Linked DNA regions of Homo sapiens: region 1 is linked to region 2. A link is a loop called in an ENCODE intact Hi-C map of the cell type or tissue named here. Cell type or tissue: PC-3. All regions are shown on one strand.

Region 1 (2,500 bases), 170 kb after region 2:
CCATTGCTCAGGCTTGCTTAGGTAAACAAAGCAGCCAGGAAGCTCGAACTGGGTGGAGCCCACCACAGCTCAAGGAGGCCTGCCTGCCTCTGTAGGCTCCACCTCTGGGGGCAGGGCACAGACAAACAAAAAGACAGCAGTAACCTCTGCAGACTTAAATGTCCCTGTCTGACAGCTTTGAAGAGAGCAGTGGTTCTCCCAGCACACAGCTGGAGATCTGAGAACGGGCAGACTGCCTCCTCAAGTGGATCCCTGACCCCTGACCCCCGAGCAGCCTAACTGGGAGGCACCCCCCAGCAGGGGCACACTGACACCTCACACGGCAGGGTATTCCAACAGACCTGCAGCTGAGGGTCCTGACTGTTAGAAGGAAAACTAACAAACAGAAAGAACATCCACACCAAAAACCCATCTGTACATCACCATCATCAAAGACCAAAAGTAGATAAAACCACAAAGATGGGGAAAAAACAGAACAGAAAAACTGGAAACTCTAAAATGCAGAGCGCCTCTCCTCCTCCAAAGGAACGCAGTTCCTCACCAGCAACGGAACAAAGCTGGATGGAGAATGACTTTGATGAGCTGAGAGAAGAAGGCTTCAGACGATCAAATACTCTGAGCTACGGGAGGACATTCAGACCAAATGCAAATAAGTTGAAAACTTTGAAAAAAATTTAGAAGAATGTATAACTAGAATAACCAATACAGAGAAGTGCTTAAAGGAGCTGATGGAGCTGAAAACCAAGGCTCGAGAACTACATGAAGAATGCAGAAGCCTCAGGAGCCGATGCGATCAACTGGAAGAAAGGGTATCAGCAATGGAAGATGAAATGAATGAAATGAAGCGAGAAGGGAAGTTTAGAGACAAAAGAATAAAAAGAAATGAGCAAAGCCTCCAAGAAATATGGGACTATGTGAAAAGACCAAATCTACGTCTGATTGGTGTACCTGAAAGTGACGGGGAGAATGGAACCAAGTTGGAAAACACTCTGCAGGATATTATCCAGGAGAACTTCCCCAATCTAGCAAGGCAGGCCAACGTTCAGATTCAGGAAATACAGAGAACGCCACAAAGATACTCCTCGAGAAGAGCAACTCCAAGACACATAATTGTCAGATTCACCAAAGTAGAAATGAAGGAAAAAATGTTAAGGGCAGCCAGAGAGAAAGGTCGGGTTACCCTCAAAGGGAAGCCCATCAGACTAACAGCGGATCTCTCGGCAGAAATCCTACAAGCCAGAAGAGAGTGGGGGCCAATATTCAACATTCTTAAAGAAAAGAATTTTCAACCCAGAATTTCATATCCAGCCAAACTAAGCTTCATAAGTGAAGGAGAAATAAAATCCTTTACAGACAAGCAAATGCTGACAGATTTTGTCACCACCAGGCCTGCCATAAAAGAGCTCCTGAAGGAAGCGCTAAACATGGAAAGGAACAACCGGTACCAGCCGCTGCAAAATCATGCCAAAATGTAAAGACCATCGAGACTAGGAAGAAACTGCATCAACTAACAAGCAAAATAACCAGCTAACATCATAATGACAGGATCAAATTCACACATAACAATATTAACTTTAAATGTAAATGGACTAAATGCTCCAATTAAAAGACACAGACTGGCAAATTGGATAAAGAGTCATGACCTATCAGTGTGCTGTATTCAGGAAACCCATCTCACGTGCAGAGACACACATAGGCTCAAAATAAAAGGATGGAGGAAGATCTACCAAGCAAATGGAAAACAAAAAAAGGCAGGGGTTGCAATCCTAGTCTCTGATAAAATAGACTTTAAACCAACAAAGATCAAAAGAGACAAAGAAGGCCATTACATAATGGGAAAGGGATCAATTCAACAACAAGAGCTAACTATCCTAAATATATATGCACCCAATACAGGAGCACCCAGATTCATAAAGCAAGTCCTGAGTGACCTACATAGAGACTTAGACTCCCACAAATTAATAATGGGAGACTTTAACACCGCACTGTCAACATTAGACAGATCAATGAGACAGAAAGTCAACAAGGATACCCAGGAATTGAACTCAGCTCTGCACCAAGCGGACCTAATAGACATCTACAGAACTCTCCACCCCAAATCAACAGAATATACATTTTTTTCAGCACCACACCACACCTATTCCAAAATTGACCACATAGTTGGAAATAAAGCACTCCTCAGCAAATGTAAAAGAACAGAGATTATAACAAACTATCTCTCAGACCACAGTGCAATGAAACTAGAACTCAGGATTAAGAATCTCACTCAAAACCGCTCAACTACATGGAAACTGAACAACCTGCTCCTGAATGACTACTGGGTACATAACGAAATGAAGGCATGAATAAAGATGTTCTTTGAAACCAACGAGAACAAAGACACAACATACCAGAATCTCTGGGATGCATTCAAAGCAGTGTGTAGAGAGAAATTTATAGCACTAAATGCCCACAAGAGAAAGCAGGAATGATCCAAAAGTGACACCCTAACATCACAATT
Region 2 (2,500 bases):
CTAGGGACTCCCAGGAGAATTTGCTTGGGTTCAGTGTTCTCCATAACCAGGGGAGTTTTGATTTATACTGGCACTCTTCCTGCTGAAAATGCCCCCTGTAATATATAGAAAAATTGGGTGCTTCATATATATATATATGTATACATATATATATACACACACATATATATATATACGTATATATATACACATATATATATACGTATATATATATATGTATATATTTCCCCTAAGGAAATAATTAGTCTAGTCCCATTACAGTCATTTTTATTCTAAAAATATATGTAAAAAGCTCTGTACTCAGGCTGGGTGAGGTGGTTCATGCTTATAATCCCAGCACTTTGGGAGGCCGAGGCAGGCAGATCACGATGTCAGGAGATCAAGACCATCCTGTCCAACATGGTGAAACCACATCTTTACTAAAAATACAAAAATTAGCTGGGCGTGGTGGTGTGTGCCTGTAGTCCCAGCTACTCAGGAGGCTGAGGCAGGAGAATCGCTTGAACCCAGGAGGCAGAGGTTGCCCGCTTGAACCCAGGAGGCGGAGGTTGCCGTGAGCCAAGATCCTGCCACTGCACTCCAGCCTGGCAACAGAGCGAGACTTTGTCAAAAAAAAAAAAAAAAAAAAGCCTTGTACTCACATAAGAATTTAAAATTAAACTTCATTTCGGATCCCAAGCTCTGAGGGAGAGGGTCCTGAGATAATGAGATTACATAGTCTGCTGATGGTAGAAGACAAAAATCACATTAGTTGGTGCCTTGGTCCTATCTCTTCTTGTGCTGAAAGTATGTATTCTGGCTGGGCAAGGCCAGGAACTTTTGGGGGTAATTCACTGTGCAACATGGATTCCCAGCAGGCACTATTGATCTGACCCAGAAAGCCCCAGGCCCAGGTCTCATTTGTAGTTCTCGAAGGCCTGTTGGAGGCCAGCAGCTGGCTTTGGCTTAATTACCTCCCTAGCCAGTGAAGTTTGTGTGGCTTTCTACAGCACTTAAGAACAACTGACACCAAAGGGTTTGGTTTCATGTACTTGAACTTGGGTGACACGAATATTTCAGTGGTGAATCAGTCCTAGAAAGGGGAGGTGGGTAAGGTAGGGAGTGTTTATAGAAGACATTTCATCACCACTAGTCAAACATATCTCATTGTTGGTTCAGGAGGCACTGGTATTTTCCTCTTTGAAGGGGATGCTCAGGGAGCCAAGAGCTTCCACCCTGGAGCTCAGCTCCAGAGAAGGGCAATGGCCATTTGCACACAGGGAACCTGCAGGACTAGTTGCTTTGGAATGTTGACAATCTTGGGGAAAGGGTTTTATGTCTTTCCTCAGGGGAAGGGAAAAAAAGCTGGTAGATCTATGTAAAGAAAGGCTGAGGCTTTCTCTGGGACTTGGGGCTGCTGGTGAGAGCTTATCTTTCTGCCTGGCTTTCTTTTAAAGAACCCACTAGTTGCAGGACCCCAAAGATAAGGTCAAAAAACTTGTAATTTCAAAGAGTCAGTACTGCCAATATCAGTGATAAAAAAGTTCAGCTGGAAGATGAGAATATGAGATTTCTTTGGCTTGAGTACATCTCTTGCACTGTAAATGAGGAAGCTCCAGACCCTACACAGTTGTGTTCCCTACAGCCCTCACCCCTCAGGTACAAAAAGAGAAGGCATCATGGTCCTTAGTGCTCTCCCAAGCCTTAGGAAGTGGAAATCATCTGAAAGCTTGCAGACCTCCTGGAGGTGTGGCATTATGAATGGCAAGGGGTCCCAAGAAGATTGCATGTAGAAAATCCCAAACTGGGCCATGCCAAGAAACACAAACCAAAAGGAAATACTTTATGAAAATAAACAAAGCTACTGAGTCAAACATACAAAGCAGGAAAACAGAACAAAAGATTATTTGAGGCCTGAGGTTTGAACATTTTGAAGCCACACATGTGCTAGGCCAGCCCAAGAACATGAAGAGCCTTACAGCTGTGTAAGCGCGGAGGCAGCCGGCTCCCATCAGGAGCTCCCCAGGGTCCCTGCAAGCCCACCGAGCTTGCTGGTTATGCTCCTATATCATCTTCTCTCCAACTTGAGCGCAGCCTTGAGCTACACAGAAACAGGGGTCTTCCACTGGAGGCTGCACAGATAGGGCTAACAGGACTGATTCCACCTACTGAGTAATTCCTGTTGCATGCATGTTAGTTTCCTCCAGTCCTAAATTTTTCCTACTGGAGCCCTAAAGGATATCAGTGTTAGAACAAAAAGTTCAGTTATTGAAATGTCTAACCAAGAACTTGCCACATATTATACAATCTTCAGAATCTCAGAATTCTGAAACTGAATAAGTTTGGCTGAATCATTTAAATTCCCAAGAATTTTAACTCTATGAAATAAGATACAAGTCAGACTCATGTTAGGGTCAAACATATGTTGTAGCAAATAGACTTAGATTCCTGTGTACACAAGCCTCTGTCTGAGGGAAGTGTCTCAGTGATACCAAATTCTGAATCCATTTACACCTTCTTT

What was found. A loop is a pair of places that touch in the nucleus more often than their neighbours do. Peaks named below come from ENCODE experiments on the same cell type or tissue, not always from the same donor. Only the 100,000 strongest peaks of a DNase experiment are listed, where the experiment ranks them.
Region 1: it touches region 2 in a loop (4-fold over the local background); 1 of 110 quality-filtered maps calls a loop at or near these places.

Annotation. Positions count from the first base shown.
Region 1 is chr2:19,306,286-19,308,785 of GRCh38, forward strand. No RefSeq gene overlaps it. Among named protein-coding and RNA genes, the nearest start is that of MIR4757, 41 kb to the right of the region's middle. RefSeq lists an enhancer at 1-408. In PC-3, no CTCF peak of the experiment used is centred here; no DNase peak of the experiment used is centred here.
Region 2 is chr2:19,139,828-19,142,327 of GRCh38, forward strand. No RefSeq gene overlaps it. Among named protein-coding and RNA genes, the nearest start is that of LINC01376, 110 kb to the left of the region's middle. In PC-3, no CTCF peak of the experiment used is centred here; a DNase peak (open chromatin) is centred at 1,154; H3K4me3 peaks cover 538 bases; H3K27ac peaks cover 2,000 bases.